Linked DNA regions of Homo sapiens: regions 1, 2, 3 and 5 are each linked to region 4. Evidence: chromatin contacts called from ENCODE Hi-C or POLR2A ChIA-PET data. All regions are on one chromosome and are shown on one strand. The core of a region is the stretch at or near the end of the contact, and the rest is flanking DNA. Distances in the headings are between cores, read along the strand shown. Region 1 holds the start of LINC01624 (long intergenic non-protein coding RNA 1624). Region 2 has its middle 94 kb from the start of LINC01624. Region 3 has its middle 140 kb from the start of LINC01624. Region 4 has its middle 33 kb from the start of LINC00242. Region 5 has its middle 47 kb from the start of LINC01624.

Evidence for each region. A loop is a pair of places that touch in the nucleus more often than their neighbours do. ChIA-PET counts read pairs that join two places held with the same protein, here RNA polymerase II (POLR2A). Pooled maps may share reads with other maps.
Region 1: a map of HCT116 shows a loop between it and region 4 (2.9-fold over the local background). The contact joins the promoter of LINC01624 here to the enhancer-like site in region 4. A Hi-C loop is called at or near these places in 4 of 168 maps with a recorded cell type or tissue (HCT116, lower leg skin, sigmoid colon and 1 more), 1 of 37 single-sample maps with no recorded cell type and 4 of 50 pooled maps.
Region 2: a loop to region 4 is called in a map of heart right ventricle, with 2.8 times the contacts of the local background. The contact joins two enhancer-like sites. A Hi-C loop is called at or near these places in 1 of 168 maps with a recorded cell type or tissue (heart right ventricle) and 5 of 50 pooled maps.
Region 3: a pooled map of heart left ventricle shows a loop between it and region 4 (1.9-fold over the local background). The contact joins two enhancer-like sites. A Hi-C loop is called at or near these places in 1 of 168 maps with a recorded cell type or tissue (mammary epithelial cell) and 5 of 50 pooled maps.
Region 5: a map of mammary epithelial cell shows a loop between it and region 4 (4-fold over the local background). The contact joins two enhancer-like sites. A Hi-C loop is called at or near these places in 2 of 168 maps with a recorded cell type or tissue (endothelial cell of umbilical vein and mammary epithelial cell) and 4 of 50 pooled maps. POLR2A ChIA-PET finds 5 or more read pairs at or near these places in 1 of 52 experiments (OCI-LY7).

What each region holds. Positions count from the first base shown.
Region 1 is chr6:170,271,070-170,274,312 of GRCh38, reverse strand. It overlaps LINC01624 (long intergenic non-protein coding RNA 1624), which reads right to left and starts at 1,839. Exons shown (of 2, transcript NR_104177.1): 1 at 1-1,839. The region is part of intron 2 of LOC285804 (a long non-coding RNA gene); the gene reads left to right.
Region 2 is chr6:170,177,182-170,180,506 of GRCh38, reverse strand. No RefSeq gene overlaps it. Among named protein-coding and RNA genes, the nearest start is that of LINC01624, 94 kb to the left of the region's middle. Within about 2 kb of position 1,331, at least 12 of the 41 ENCODE cell types and tissues checked have a DNase peak (open chromatin) inside an H3K27ac peak, as active enhancers do.
Region 3 is chr6:170,135,896-170,138,839 of GRCh38, reverse strand. No RefSeq gene overlaps it. Among named protein-coding and RNA genes, the nearest start is that of LINC01624, 140 kb to the left of the region's middle. Within about 2 kb of position 1,484, at least 16 of the 41 ENCODE cell types and tissues checked have a DNase peak (open chromatin) inside an H3K27ac peak, as active enhancers do.
Region 4 is chr6:169,830,686-169,833,656 of GRCh38, reverse strand. No RefSeq gene overlaps it. Among named protein-coding and RNA genes, the nearest start is that of LINC00242, 33 kb to the right of the region's middle. Within about 2 kb of position 1,541, at least 3 of the 41 ENCODE cell types and tissues checked have a DNase peak (open chromatin) inside an H3K27ac peak, as active enhancers do.
Region 5 is chr6:170,224,004-170,227,370 of GRCh38, reverse strand. No RefSeq gene overlaps it. Among named protein-coding and RNA genes, the nearest start is that of LINC01624, 47 kb to the left of the region's middle. RefSeq lists a silencer at 864-1,082 and an enhancer at 934-1,914. Within about 2 kb of position 1,935, at least 9 of the 41 ENCODE cell types and tissues checked have a DNase peak (open chromatin) inside an H3K27ac peak, as active enhancers do.

The DNA.
Region 1 (3,243 bases), core at 590-3,089, 440 kb before region 4:
TGAAAGAAGAGAGTTATGCCCTGATTCATTTTCACCTTAATTCAATTTAAATCAAAGCAATCGTGAGCTGCTGTTCTCCATGGCGACGGCTCATCGTAGCTGTGGAACTCCACACACCTCACCTGGGGCAGCTGGTGCTCAGAAGGCAGATGGGAGGTCAGGTGCCCCTCGGAAGCCACAGCTGGCCACCCCTCGGAATGCTTGCTCCTAATTCTGCATCCTCTGCTTATTTAAGAGAACAATGTTACAAACCCATGCTGAGACATCCACCTTTTCCCCCGTGGATCTTAGGGTGTGGGGCCACTCCAGGGCTTACTGCTGCGGTGGCAAACCCTGGAAGACAGTGGGATCTCACTGAGACAGGCCCTCTGCGCCCCCACCTTGGCTCCGGAAGATGCCTTTGTACTTGTGCTTGCCTCCCACTTGCACGAGGTTCTGAGCCCTTCTCTCCATCAAACCAAAGTGGTAGCATGCAGCTGGGCTGTTGGCAGCAGTGCTCAGTGATGGGAGAGCTTAGGGAACATTCGCTGAAAGAGAGAGATGAATGAAGATTCTTGAACGTGGAAGGCTGTGATTTTGTCAGACAAGAACACCATGTGGGAAATTAGGGCCCAGAAGACTTGTTCCCAGTTGGACCAGGCTTATTCGACAGTCACCCAGGACCTGGTCGCCTCTTCTTGTGGGTTGAGAAGATCTTGCCTCTCAAAGGGAGTAAAACTGAAGCACCCTCCTCACTGGAATACCAGGTGAGAAAGGCCAGTGAGACAGATGCCAGGGCCCTGGCAAGGCGGGTGCGAGGCCCCCCCCCCAGTTCAGGAGGAGCCAAAGGAAGCGCGTTGGGCTGGGGCCTGGTGTCCGTCGCCCATCGGGGGCTTGCACAGCGCTGCGGCTCGGCGGCGGGAACCTCGGTGCCGTTCACTCCTTGCGGTGGGGGAACGGAGCCCTCGTTCCACAGGCCCTCGGCCTTCCCCACTGGTGAACTCGAGCTGAGCTGTGGGGGCAGAGGGGGCAGCAGCCCCTCCGTGGAAGCTCAGCATCCACAGGGCACCTGCAGCAAGGGAGGCAGAGCTGGGCAATATCCACGCAGCGTGAAGGCATTTAGCAATCAGTCGGAAACTAAACTCAATACGATGCCTCAGAAGACTGGTGATTCGCCCCGATTAGACGGACCAGTCCTTACAAATTGCCTTTTCATGTTGTGCTGTAAATAACCAACGTATGTAATAACATTATCATACCCCAGATAGAAGATTCCAGGGGGAGAGACTCAAAGCTGCAGGTTGACAGTTGCCCAGAGCCCGAGGGGAGGTGACCAGTTTTGCTCCCAGCTGTCACTGGGCTGGTCCCTCCCTGCGCACGGAAGACGAGAGGAGGCGAAGCTGCGGGAGCACCTCCTGAGAAGGCGCCACATGGCTCCCGTGGCTTCTCCGGCCCCAGCTCACCTCTAACCCAACCCTGTGCGGCCAGGGCAGGGGCGTCCTCTCCCCCCGCAGCCCCGAGGGTCCCTGTCGCTGGCCGGGCACCAGAGAGGCTTTGTGATCGTCCCCAGCCAGCGTTCCCTCCCTGGGCCATGAACTCTCTGAAGAAAAGGGTGGTCTGCTTCCCTCTGTCCCTCTGAGGCGGTTCCTGAGGCAGTAGGTCCCAGTGATCATGGAAGGTGGAAGGAGAAGCGTGGGAAATGAGGATGTGGGGTTAGCAGGAAGCGACGGCGCCCATGCCACTGCCCGAGGGCCTCGCAGCTGCTTGTGAGGGGCTGTGTCCACCAGCAGCGAGGGTGTGCTGGGCCCAAGGTCACCAGCTCCAAACAGTTGCAGGTGCGTCTCAGCCAGGTTCTTCCCTCCAGCATCAAGGCACCTGGGGTCCTGGCTCCTAGGTCTTGTGGAATTTGCCTACAGCACGAACAGCCTTCTGGAGACCTCCACACAAAGAACCCGACAGCCCCCCTGTCCTCCAGCTGGCTACGTTCTACGCATCAGGAAACCAAGGCACACAGACATCACCTTGGGCCACACGGCTGGTGCAGGGGGAGGTGGCCGTGAGACCACGCGCTTCAGATTCCACAGAGCCGCCGCGGCCGATGGAGCTTCCTCGCGGTGACCCCCGGGCCCTACTTCCCCTGGGGCTGGAGCCCACACAGCCGTCTCCTCTCTACGCTGCGTAGGCAAACCTGTCTTCTCCACAGGAAACCCAGCTGCCTCTAGAAATTAACCACATTCTAGAAAGTGGGTTTGACTCCTGCATACACTTTTACTTTCTCATTTGGGTCTCCGGAGGAAATGAAAATCCACGATTAGCACAGGAGACGCACGTGACCCGTGTGGCTTGCACCATTTGTCGTTTTCCCACACATCAGCGCCAACCGGGCATGCGTGGTCCTCACCCACAGGGACTTGCTCGCTCTGGGTTACTTCTGGACAAAAAAGTCTCTGCAGCCGCCCTTTCAGTGTCTGCACGCCTCATCCTCCCTCCTCCCCAGCCCGTAGCCCGGGCCCAGGGCCTGCGGCCGCTTCGTGCTCCCAAGCTGTGTCTCACGGGGGCACCCACCCTACCGTGCCAAGCAACCTGCTGATGGGCAGAGGGAAGGAGCCCCTTCTTGGCCTCCAGAGCCCAACAAGAACCAGCTCCTGGTAACAGTGGGGTGAAGCCAGTGACGTGGGTTGATAGGAAGCCATTCCATTTAGGAGATCATTTGAACATGATGTGGATCAATGGTGTGGAATACAGAAGAAAGGCCCCCGGGCACGGCCTCCCCAACCTCCCGACCCCAGAGCCAACAGCACGTTGTGGATTAAGCCCCAGGCCCTGAGATGTGGATTAGCCTGGATTCCCCAGGGGAGCCCAGTGGAAGAACAGGGTCTGTACAGGGGACAGAGGGAGGAATTCGGCAGCGGCAGGGGTGGGTCAGCGAGGCTGGAGATGCAGTGTGGCTCAGAGACAGGGAAGGGGCCAGGAGCCCAGGAATGTGTGGCCTCTGGAAACGGGAAGAGACATGAAGAGGTTCTCTCGGAGTCTCCGGAAGGAGCCAGGCTGGCCAAGCCTTGGTTTTTTACCCCAGTGGGACCCTTGTCAGGCTCCTGACCTGCAGAACCGTGAGGGGATGAATGTGTGTCTTGTAAGCCTCTCAGCTTGTGATGGCAGCGAGAGCTCCCCAGGAGGGGCTGCGAGCCGATGAAGAGGGAGGGTGCATGGTGGCCTCCGCCTGCCCCCTGGCCATCTGCAGTGGTGCCCCCGTGTGCTCATTAG
Region 2 (3,325 bases), core at 82-2,581, 350 kb before region 4:
TCATAACTTTCCATTCCTGAGTCGCAGATACTGCATGTTCCTTTTGGCTCTCTGAGGCTATTGCTTACACTTTAAATGTTCTGTTTCGGTGGTGCTATTAGCTCAGTTTTCTCAAGTGCAAATTCTTTGGTAATCTTGTCTTCATGGCGTTGATGCTTCAGACGTCTGACTATATTTGACTGTGGGGTCGTCTTTGAGGTAGTTATTCCCCCGTACACAGCCTGCCAGAAAAGTCACCTTTTGGGGCTTGAGTTCTGGGTTATCCCAGGGAGAGTGGGAGATGAGTGGCCTCTGACCTCTGAACCTTGCTCTCTGGGCTGGCTCAGGCCTCCCCAGCACATCTCTGGCGCGGCCTCCTCTCCCTGGCCCAATTGCTGCTCTGCCTGGTCCTGACCCCTCTGCCAGCTTCCCAGCCTGGGTAAGGGGATCGGTAGCAGTTGGAAAGCCAGCCCCTTCTACTGGGACCTGGGGAACTCCCGTGTGCTCTCCAGGATGCACCTGCCTGCCTTCCTCCCTGGCGTGGAACTCCTGGAGTGGCTGTGTGCTCCCATGAGCCAGTCCAGGAGTGGGCGAATATTGGAACGGCAGCTGCATCTTTAATGGAACCTGTCCGGGTTTCCTGAGAGCTGCTGATTCTCAGAGAATTCCTGTTCTTTGTTTTTCCAGATGCCTCTCCATATGTTTACTATTTTTTCCTATCATTTCACAGTTTGATGTGCATATGGGGAAAGACTTCAGCATATGCTCAGCTTGCAATCTTAAGAGTGAATGCATTTCTATTCTTTCAAAATGTGATTAATAAGTTATATTCTATAAAGTGGAGCATGCCTTTTTAAATGGCTTTACTATTGTACAAATTCTGTTTATTTTGGAGGTATTGGTTCTTACAGCCATCAATAAAGACACCAATTATGTACTAACATATATAAGTCCCCGGAAGGAGACAAATTTATATTATGTTAGCAAATTGACTGTAAAATCCTCTTTTTCTGGAAAGATGATCTTCTTTTGGGAGGAAAACACAGATCTCCTAGAGAGAGTTTCCTCATAGCTGATATGTCTGAGGACGCCTGCCTAGATTTGCATTTCCTGACATTTTCCTGTAGTTGTGTGTCATGCATTTTAATCTAGTGACTCTAGCAGTTTGGTTGCTTAATGGATTTAGTAATAGGAGTTTTTTAAATAACACACAATCAGATGAAACACAATGCCAACATATCAACTGGTGCCAAGCACAAATATTTGTTTAGTGAACGAGCAAGACACATGTGGGAAGCGTGCGCTGCCTGATCCCAGGGTGCTGTTCAGACGCCGCCTCTCGCTCGGCCTCTAATCTAGGCTGTTCAGACGCCACCTCTCGCTCGGCTGCTAATCTAGGTTGGAAGATTGGTGTTCAAGGGAAGAAAGCCTCTGGTGCCTTTGTTCACTCGTTAAACAGACGGGCATCACGTGTCAGTTCCATGCCTGGCACCGTGCTGCGTGCTGGGGTCACCTTTGCCCCACCCCGCAAGCTTGGTTCCAAGGAGAGCAGCTGATGCAGGGTGGGGTTGGGTGCTGGATGGGGCTGGGGAGGACAGCTGGGTGGCCCTGTCCTGGGTCATGTGCTGGATGGGGCTGCAAGACTCTCCAGAACCCATTCAGGGCCTGGCCGGCTTCCGGGCTGCTTGGAGGAGGCGCTCATATTACAAACCTACAAGGATGGGGCGCGGGGGTGCCTGCCTCAGGCAGTGTGGACCCCACGCGAGTGTACCGGCCTAAGCAAACCTGCATGGGCCCAGCCAGGGAAGCCCCACGCCATCAGCTACTGAACACCAGCTCCAGCTCGCTGGGTTCCTGAGGGCACAGGATCCTAGCCGTGCCAGTCACCTTTACCAGGAAATGTGTCATTTTGCCTGTGGCAGCCCAAATGGGTCCTAGACGAAGGCACCCTGTCTTCTCGTTTGCAGACCTCTGCTGTGCACAGTCATCTGAATCTCCCTCCCCACACATGCACAGCAGGAAAACAAGAGGCTACATGATTTTAGACCTGGAAAGGACCCCACTCTGCAATCCTGCTACACTTGGGAGAGAAGAAACGAGACAGAAAACAGGCCCAGAGAGGCCTGGGCTGCCCTGCCCGTGGCCAACATGGCCCTGGCAGAGCCCGGCACCCTCCTGCCTACCCAGAATTCTTTCTCCTGCATCCAGTGAAGGGGCAGAGCCCCAGGAGCCTGTGCCTGCTGAGTAACGGTGGGAAGATTGTATTCATACACCTGCAAAGGCGACGCCCGCCAGCCTCAGGACGCGCCAGAGAGAAGTCCAGCCGTGTGTGTGACACAGAGGGCTGTGTGGCTCAGGCCTGGATGCCCCGGTCGCCTCTGGTCAGGCACTCACTCTTCTTTGAGCACAGACAGACCTGGGATGCGGTGTTGAACAAGTCGACAGTCAACGAAAGCCACGGCTTTGCGAAGTACATTCCAACTTATTAGGTGCTAGTAAGAAACAAACAGCAGCTTCTGGGCGGGGGCCCACTTCCTGGGTGCTGGGGTCACTTGGCCCCACCCGGCCAGCTCAGGGTCAGGGGTCCCGTGTGAGGTGGCAATGCGTCCAGTGAGAGAACTCGAAGAAAGGAGCTGGCCCCACAGCGCCAGGGAGGAGCAGATGGCAGCAGCCGCCGTGCAAAGGCCCCAGGCCAGAGCTCCAGCTGAGGCCTGAGCCCCGAGCCCCAGAGGCTGCCTCAGTGCATCCATGAGCCAAGGGCATGGGTAGTGGGCCTGGGGGCGCGGGTGGGTCTCAGCACCTTGGGGGCAGCTGCAGCTCTGGATTTTGTTCTAGAAGTAGCGACAAACAGCAGCGCAGATCTCACAAGGAGAGTGGCGTGATCTGTGGTGCGCCTGAAAGGTCGCTCTCGTTTTCTGTCCCTAGGACTCCCTGGGGCTGCCTCCCCCTCCAGCGTCTCTCTGGGGAGGCACAGCAGCCATAAGGTCCAGGGGTGTGGGTGCTGCAGGAAACCTTCAAGAGGACCATGTCCGTGGCCTAGAGAGGGTGGTGGCTGTGGGACTCAGAGCTGAAACCGGCCGCCTGGGCTCTGTCCAAGAGGCAGGCAGCGAGGAGGGCCCCGTTCCCCCTGGATGCCTCCCGACCGGCTGCCCCTCCCCCCGCCGACTGCCCCTCCCCCCGCCGACTGCCCCTCCCCCGCTGCCGGCTGCCCCTCCCCCGCCGACTGCCCCTCCCCCCACAGGCCGCCCCTCCCCCGCCGACTGCCCCTCCCCCGCTGCCGGCTGCCCCTCTGCCATCTGAGGCGGAATTGCGCTCCTTGCTTTTCCTACGTCGCCCATCTTGCACG
Region 3 (2,944 bases), core at 235-2,734, 310 kb before region 4:
CCATGTACTAAAGGGCACCGCCGTTCTCCATGTACTAAAGGGCACTGCAGTTCGCTGCATGCTCAAGGGCACTGCTGCTCTCCACTCGTTCAAGGTCACCGCAGCTCTCCACGGCTTAACGGCACCACCGGTCTCCACGTGCAGCCAGGGCACCACCACTCTCCACCCGCTCAAGGTCACCGCTGCTCTCCACACTCAAGGTCACTGTCGCTCTCTGTGGCTCAAGGGGATTGGGGGCTGCAGTCACTGTTCTGTCTCTACTGATGGCCAGGCAGACACATGGAAAAGTGAAGCAGCTTTTTATGGATGGACAGGACCCCGAGGGCACGCAGCACCTGCAACCCCGTGGGCCTGCACCTGGTGGCCCTCTGAATGCTTGTGCTGCTGTTTGTGGGGCCACGGCAGGCACTCAGGACAGCCACCGTTGGTCCTTCTTCTCTCTCCGGGGCAAGGCCAAGGCCCCCCCGATCCTGGGGCCCTGGAGCACCTGGAGCACCGTGCAGTGTGAGCTTTGTCTCTGAGAAGGGGCCGGCATAACTCTTGCAGGATCAGCTTAGCCCCTGCCGGGGAATCCCAGGAGGAGCCTGTGAAGGGGCTTCCCACCTGTTCCTCCTTCCCGCCTGTTCCTCCCAGTCCTGGCTCCCCACTGTGAAGCGAGAGCCTCTGAGGCTGCGGGGCTCCGGGCTCCCCCTCCCCACCCCCAATTTCAGTGAATGGATTTCCTAGGTCATAAGATCTCCCTTAAGTCCCAACCCTGGCAGGGAACTGAGGGCCAGGGCCGGGCCGGGCGAGGCCTGGTAAGACGGCGCCGGGCAGCTCTTAAGGCTCACAAGTTCTCTTTCCTCATCCTACACGTTTCTTCACGCCCCGCCTTTTCTGAGTTAGTTTGAATTTCAAAACAAAATAAAACTAATAAAAACAAAAACACCACCCCCTCAACCCGACCCCCCAAAAAGGTGCTCCTTGGAGCAGGCGTCTGCCCTGGGCCCCGGCCTCTGCAGCGCCTGGTCTGGTCCCTGGGGCTCTGACCTCATTCCAAAAAGAGTCCGGGTCTGAGATCCTGTTTATGGCGCCTCGGGGCCTTTCATCTGCAGGAAACACTCTGCTGGCTCCTTCCAAAATAGCTACTGCAGGGACGCGCTGTATTTTTAGGACACAGGAAGGGCTCGGGACGGGCCTGTGCGTTTTTTATGGCCTGCGAGTTTCCTATTGCTTCTCAGAAACGGGCCTGAAGCTGAGGGGCAGAGGGAGCGAACACGCTCGCCTGGAGTAAAAGGCTGCGAGAGGGCAGCTCGGCAGATGGGCCTGGCCTTGTCTCGCCGGCGTCGCTCTCACCAGGCTGGGATTAATGATCCCCGAGTCATCCTGTTATTTCCCTCCCACAGTCCTGGGCGTTTGCCATCCGATTCAGCAAAACTGCAAAACAGCCCGAGACACTTCGGGAGAATCCGACATGAAGGAGCGTGTTCTAAAGGACTCAAATGAGAGCCACAGCTCAACGCTCCTCCCGCCCAGGACTTGCGAAACTCAGCATCGTTCCGCGTGGGAGGACTTGGGGCTGGAAGGGCCGTGCAGGGCGGCGGTGGCCGCAGGGCCGGAGCGCCCCGAGAACCACGCGCCAGGATCCCCAGGTCCTTCGGGCCTCGGCGCGCGGAGGTCGGGGGACGTGGCTGGAGCCCCGACGCCTGGACCACGGGAAGGACTTGCGCTTTCTCAGCGTCCTGAGCCACCGGAATCCCGGCCTCGGCAAGGGCTGTGATCTCTCCGGCTCCGGTGCGCTCGGGCTCGGCCGCGGGTGCGGGTCGCCAGGTCCCGCACTGTTATCTCACCGTTTCTTCCATCGCGGGCGAGTCGTCGTCAGCGTCCCTGTGCGCAATGGCCCGGGCTGGCGACCCGGTGCTGCTGGCACGGAGGCCCCCGGGGTCTCGTGGCGTCCGTTTCTGACCCCGTAGGTGGCGAGGCCGTGGATCCGGTGTCTCGCGGGTGCCGCCCCTGCAATGCTGGCGCCGCTGGTCCGGGGGCCACGCGTTGAGTAGCAGGTGGAGGACGGTGCTGATCAAGTCAAGTGGGAGAAAAGTCCGCGGGGAGGGCGCGGTCTGAGGAGCCGGTGGCAGGAGACGAAGCGCCGACCAGCCCAAGGTGTCCAGGGTGTCGGTGCCGGCTTTGTGCCCAGCCCTGCGCGGCACTGGAGGGGGAGCCGTGAGCACTCAGGCGAGGTCCCCGCTCTTGGGAAGGTGCCCACCAGCTCCTCCCGCGCACACGAAGTAGGGGCCCAAGGCCTGCCGCAGGCGGGCCCCGCACACGCAGCAGCAGGAGACTCACGAGAGAAGGAAGAGCCCGGGGTGGCGGGGCTCCCGGAGAAGGCTCTGTGGAGGGGACGGGCTCTGAATTGGGCCTTTAGAGAAGCAAAGGGTGGACGGACGGGGTAGGGGCCGGCCATCTGGGTGGCCTCCCAGAGAGAAGCCAGCGTGCCGGGGGCTCCACACGCCCCGAGGGCAAAGCGAGCAGGGCGCTGGCCAGGCCCGGGCGGAGGCTCCACTCAGACGTCCCCAGGCCCGGGCGAGCGGGGGCTGTGTGAGCCTCTTCCCCTCCCAGTGCACCTGTGAGGCTGGCGGCCGCCTTTGCCTTTCCAGCCCGCAGCTGGTGTTGCTGCCCCTCCCTCGGGGCTGTTATCCGCTGTCTTCTGTCCTCCCGCAGAGTCACCATTATCATCAACTCAGAGCTGTCCGGGGACACCGTGGGCCTGGTTCCCACATAGCCTGCCCATGTAGCCTGCGTGGTGATGGCCTCCGTGGGGGCGCACACTGGGCTCCCTCCAGCCCAGCAGCTCCCTGCACTTCCAGGGACAGGCGCCCTTGGCGGTGTCTGGGCTTCGGCGAGCTCTGGCCTCTGCGAGTGGGAGCGGGAGGGGCCGTGATGGGAGGAGGCAGGCAGGGATCTGAGG
Region 4 (2,971 bases), core at 292-2,791:
GCTCCTCCTGAAGGTGAATCCACGCTCCTTTGGATTTTTGCTCCCTGTGCGTCACGTGCTGATTCCTCTGGCTGACTTTAAGATTTCTTCGTGTTTGGTTTTCAGCTGTTTTATTATGCTGTGTCTGGGTGAGGGACTTCTTTAAGTTTATCATCTTTGGGTGGCAGAATAAATTTCATAAGCAGCCTACTCATACTCTCTCAGATGAGTCATCACAATGTCTAATTGGCTAAAGGAAACTCTAGAGTCTTGAAGGAGTTACTATTTTCCCCCAAAATTAACTTAGAAGATCGAGAGTAATAAACCATTCTTACACATATATAGGTGCACTAGAAATAAAAAGAAAAAAAGAAATGTTTCTCTCTATTATTTTCGAGTAGGAAAAAAATGACAGCCTACATTTTAAGTCTGGGCCTTACATATTATTTCTGTGTACGGTGAAAGTGGAGGAAAAGGCCTTCTGTGTGATAATTACGGACAAGGTGCTTCTGGGGGGCTCACAGAACACAACAGTTAACAAGCGGGTGTCTTCACCAATCGTCATTACAGCTAATGTAGGCTGAGCAGTTCTTACACGGCAGGTGCTACACCCACCTCTTTACATGCACCCTCTCGTGTTATCCTTGGAACAACCTTGTGACCTTAAACATTATTAACCCCAATTTGCAGGTGAAATTGAGGCATAAGTAACTTTCCCAAGAACATACAACCAACAGATCCAAGAAGTCCATGTTCTTAAATCCCGACATGAACTCCTGTCACATCCTGAGAAGGCACTCATGCTGAGCAAGTTAAAGGAATCATCTCACCCTACCCACACATTAGCCAGGGGGGCCATTTCCTGTTTCATTTCCTATCAGTGTGTGTCTGTTCTTATTTGGAAAAGTAAAGGAGGCTTGGCTTAAACCAATCTATCCTTGAAGCCACATTTTAGAAGGGTAAATATTGCTTCTCATGTCACATGTTTGATCATGCTTCTAAACTAGCTGGGCAACCAGAGGCGCTGCCTCGGATCTGTGCTGCTCAAGGACACAGCTCTCCCTGTGGCTCTGGGTTCTGTCCCAATTCTCTCCCTCTGCTGCTCTTAAAAAGCCCTTATCCATTAGAGACACAGTAGTTACATAAAATTATATCTTTTGGGATGGCCAGAAAATACTCCAATCCAAAGAGAAAGAGAGATAGAGAGTGGGGACAGGCAGAAACTGATTAAACAAGTTGAGTCGTGAGTCAATAATTATTAGTCATAAGCCACTTAATTATTAATCAGGTGGTACTTGGTACATGGGAGTTCATTACACAGTCCTTTCTACATTTGTATGTACTCTTTAAACATCAAAATAAAAAGTTAAATTTTAAAACACAAATAGAAAACTAGTGTGTGTATAGATGTGTGTATCCATGTATATACCTGTGTGTATAAATCTGGTTTCTGCACTTACTGTTCTACTGAAATGAGTGGCTCTACGACGGCCCCGAATTTCCGAATCCTTGGGTCTGTTTTTAGACTTCTTCGCAACCAGTCGGCGGTGGACTCTGCTGATCTCTTCATTTATATGAACTGGCAACTCGCTGCCCTCTCACAGCTTTTGCGAGCTCCTTAATTTCTGCCGTGTTCTTGGTTTATTTGGAGTCAGGTTTCCTCTCCCCCATTTCTCACACGTTTTCCCTGAAGATGCTCTTCCGCTCACACGGCATCTACTGTTACCAAGTCTGAGGGAATTCCTGTTCTAAATCCCTTTTCAAAGCAGCAAATTGTGCTCTGAGGCAGCTCCTGTCCCTGGAGCAAAGGCTCTGGTCACTAAGGAGCGTTCTCGCGCACGTGAACAGCGCCCCCTGCCGTGGTGTGGAGATATTGCGTCATGGAGACCCTCCCTGCGCAGCTGCCGGCAGGACCCGAGTCTGTCCCCTACCTGGGAGACCTCTTGGCAACCAGGCAGTTTGCGGGGGTTGCTTCCTTGGCCCTTTCCACTCATCGGTGTTGAAGGGTTAGAGCAAACCAGCCGCCCTCAGCCACCAGCTCCCAGCAGATGAAGTCAGGGGTGTGAGAAGACGCTTCCTCATCCTTCTGTGACTCGAGGTATCTCTGCCCTTTGGGAAGCAAGAAGAACAGCAGCCGTTTCTGCCAGTGTCCTCATACAGCTATGGCTTCAGCAAGCCACGCGTGGTCATCTGTCAGGGTCTGGGAAGAGAAAGAAGCCACGGAAGCTACCAGAACAGATAATTCCCATGAGGGACTTGATGTAGGGAATCCGTAGGTAGAAGGTCCTTAACTGGGGGCCAGAGAGGAAGCTGCTGCCTCCCCAAGCTTGGAGGAAGAAAAGGAAGAGACGGACTTGTTCTCATTTTGACTCTTGAAGAAGGGACACATGGCCTGAAGAGGAGGCCCCAGCTGCTGTGAGGGTCTCGGAGGGAAAATTGCAAATGGGGTTTGGGAGCCACTGTGCAAAGTGAGTGAGCAGCCTTGCAGCTGTGGAGCATTGCAGGGATGCAGAGCCCGGCTGTGGCACTGAGAAGGCCGCAGGTGTCAGCGCCGGGCCCCTCCTCCTCCCGAGGGTGGGCAGGGCTGCGCTGCTGGAGGATGAACACCTGAGGGCTGGGCTGCTGCAGGATGCACTGCTCAGGTCACTCACTAGCGGGAGGGAGAATTTTAGGACTGACTAAAGTCTCCGGACACATCCTTGGCAAACACAGGGAAGATACGTGGTTAATGCTCCAGGCAGAATGCGCAAGCGTCCCAAATTCCTAGGCTGAAACCTCACCCACAAGGTGACAGTGTTAGGAGGTGGGGCCTTTGGGAGGTGATGAGGTTCGGAGGGTGGAGCCTCATGGTGGGATTAGTGCCCCTACAAAAGAGGCCCCAGGGAGCTGCCTTGTTCCTTCCGCCCCGTGGGGGCACAGCCAGAAGGCTCCATCTGTGAACCAGGAAGTCTGCCCAGACACCCAGACACTGGAGCAGGGATGTGGAAAATGC
Region 5 (3,367 bases), core at 686-3,185, 390 kb before region 4:
TGGTTCTGACTCCTTTGATGGCTCTTCTCAGGCCTTCATCAGGATTGAGATCACATCCCTCAGCTCTTCCCACCATTTTTCTTTAGCCTTCACTAAAAATTGCACTTTAATTTTTTTTTTTTTTTGAGGTGGAGTCTTGCTCTGTTGCCCAGGCTGGACTACAGTGGCTCGATCTCAGCTCACTTGGTCTCCCGGGTACAGGCGATTCTCCTGCCTCAGCCTCCCAAGTAGCTGGAACTACAGGTGCGCACCACCACACCTGGCTAATTTTGTATTTTTAGTACAGACGGGGTTTTGCCATGTGGGCCAGGCTGATCTCAAACTCCCGACCTCAGGTGATCTGCCCACCTTGGCCTCTCAAAGTGCTGGGAATACAGGCATGAGCCACCGTGCCCAACCTTAAATTTCTAAAGAAAGCTTTGTGTTGTCAAAATCTGTTTGCTATAAGACAAATGGAAGGGGGCGTGATTTTAGGAGGTCGGCACAGGACCCCACCAACCACCCTGGTCTGCCTGGCACAGAGGCCTCGCTCCAGGACACAGGACTTCCGGGGCTACACCAAGGGGAAGTCCTGGGCATATCCAGAGCAGGGGGCCCCAGGTCAGGCCCACACACAGGCAGGAGAGAGCAGTGGGCACAGGCCCTGCAGATTCCGCAGTCGAGGACACCAGTCCCTACACTGCTGACCACGTGGGGAAAGTACTCCTTATAAGGCAAAAGAAAAAAAGCCTTGGGTGTTGTTGAAAAACACAAACCACCGTTCACAGTGTGAGGTGGAAACCAGCGGAACATGGAGCACCTGTCTTCCTGGTGGGCGTCTTGGGGGATAAAGTGTCTTGGTGCCCCTCGTGGGACTCAGTGAACCTTCTCTTAGGAATTACCAAACACGGCTGAAATCTACTTGTATTTTTATCCGAACTGACTAACAGCGGCCAAATATGTTTAATGTAGTGACGAGAGCAGTGAGAACTGCAGGTGGCATCTTGGAAGGGCTCCTCTTCCAGCCTCCTTTGCTTGGCATGTCAACAAAGAACACGCGGTCGCCTGCATCTGCAAACAGCACATTCTTGCCAGGTCATGATAATATTGCAAAAGTTGTTGGGGTGCCAAGACGGGGAGGGCATGACGGTTAGATTCCATCAGGCAAGTGTGAGCTCGCTGGAGATTTAGAAAGAAGGCTTATGAAAGATATTCAAATCTGATTGTTCAGATCACGATTCCTCCTGCAGTACCGGGCATTCACTGATGTGAGCGGGCCTCTCACTTGACAATACTCGGAAGGCAGGGGTGAAGGCTACAAGCGGACGAGGCCAGCATCTAGCATCCAGCGTCCAGTGAACTTACTGGGGCAGGGCTGTGGGGATGGTGAGACTGGAGGTGGAGCTGCACAGACAGCAGGGCTGACCTCAGAGCACGTGATGCGTCGTGCTTTTCCCGTGTGAGGTGACAGCGCTGGCCCTGAGGACGGTCGCTTTCAGCTCTAAGCATTAAGAATCCGGCATTTCTAATGCTAACAGCACTAACCGGTTCACATGGATATTATGCTGCGCTGTGGAGGTGGTGGCCATGAGCTGGGTTTTCCGGCAAACAATGGCTGGTTGGGAGAAACATGATCTAGGTGTCCCTAAGGGAGCCGTTCTCTATCTGGAAGAACGTGATAAAAGACTAAATTTAAGAAGTAAACTATGTTTACGAAGTCCATTCAGTTCAGGAGTCCAAAAAACTGCATGTAAGACCTGTTTGACCTCAGCAATGTCCTTAGCGGGTTGGGTGAAGGCAGAGGAAGCCCGCTAGGCTGTGGTTGTGCAACACAGTGGCACATGTGTGTCAGCCCTGCCCGTCCCACAGCACAGTGGGGCCAGGCACCTCTTCTCCTCCTCCAGGCTCTGGTACCTTGGCAAGAGTGCTGGGCTGGGCTGGGCAGCTCCAAACCAGGTAAATGCTGGTGTGTGCCTGGAAGTGGGAGTGACTCGTGCTTCCCGGAATGGCTCGAGGTAAAGTCTTCTTTTCGGCTGCTGGTTTCTTGTGAACGTATTGATCTTGGAGGCTGTCCCTTTGCGTGGCTGATTCCGAACGTGTTGATTTTGGAGGCTGTCCCTTTGTGTGGCTGATGGCTTCCTGTCTTCTTGTGCCCTTCCCAGCAGGTAGCATTCCTGTGGGGTGCAGTGCTCCCCAAGCCCACTTGGCAGTGCAGAGTCAGCTCTGGTGCACCTGGAGAGGAGAGTGCCAGGCACAGGGAGAACCAACCCCAGGGATGGCCGTGTCCTGCCTGAGCACCTGGGAGCTGGCCTGCCTAGTATGCGATGCATTCATTTTCCCTTATTTGATGTTCAGAATAGGGTGTCACCTGGCCTCCTGGGTTTACAATTAATAGTCTGTAGCCCAGGGACTTCCCTCTCCTGAGTCACAGCCTGCCATGCGTCTGCCCGGTGAGCAGATGGGACTTGTGCTGAGCCCTGCGGGCTCACGGGCTCAGGCTGTGACAGGCAGATGAGAAAGTGAATTCCAGAGTTATGCACATGCTGCCTCGCACACTGCAGGAATTCGGGGCTGCAGGCAGGGACCAGGAATGCAGGGCAGAGGGAAGCGGGGACAGTGTGGAAGGAGAGGCAGGCATGGACGTGTGTCGGCCCTGTCCCCAGCGGGGCCCAGGAGGCAGGGGTGGTCAGTGGGGCCACAGAGTCTCCAGGGACCTGAGCTGACAGGTAGCGACCTGCCTGCCTGTGTGCGGCAGCAGTGGGGCTGTCTTCTTTAGAGTATGGGCCAGGGGCCAGCCCAGACATTACTGTCAGCACAGACGCTCTTTTAAGGGGAAGGGGCAACTCTAGAGGAGAGGCCCAGACCACAGGCTGCGGCTGATAAGGAAGGCTGCTGGCCTCCCTGCTGGCTGCCTGGTGCTGTCGTTGCCGGCCCAGGAAGTGTCCTGGAAGCGACACACAGGCCTGGCCCCTAGAGCTGCTGCTGCAGGGCCTGCCCTCCATAAGAAAGATTAAAAATGACATTTTACAACCGCATCGGAAAAACATGAATACATTTGTATACAATCAAACATTTTCTTCTACCTCCCAGTTTGTTTTCTTCCTTCTTATTTTAAAAGGGATGAAAACATTTCTGTGGGGCCCTGACAGTCCTGTGGACTCAGGCCCTGCCCTGGGCACCTGGTGGAGAGGCCGTTTCATCCCATCCCATCCTGGGCATGTTGGGAGCAGTGACAGAGCTCTGCACCTGCTCTACACCTTGTCTGTGATCCTGCAGAGACTGTTGGCTTCCTGCGTGGCTCAGGGACTCTGTCTGTGGAAGGGGGCTCACCCTGAGCTCCCTCTGGGCCTTGCCTTGTGGGGCTGACATTGGAATTACTCACGCTCAC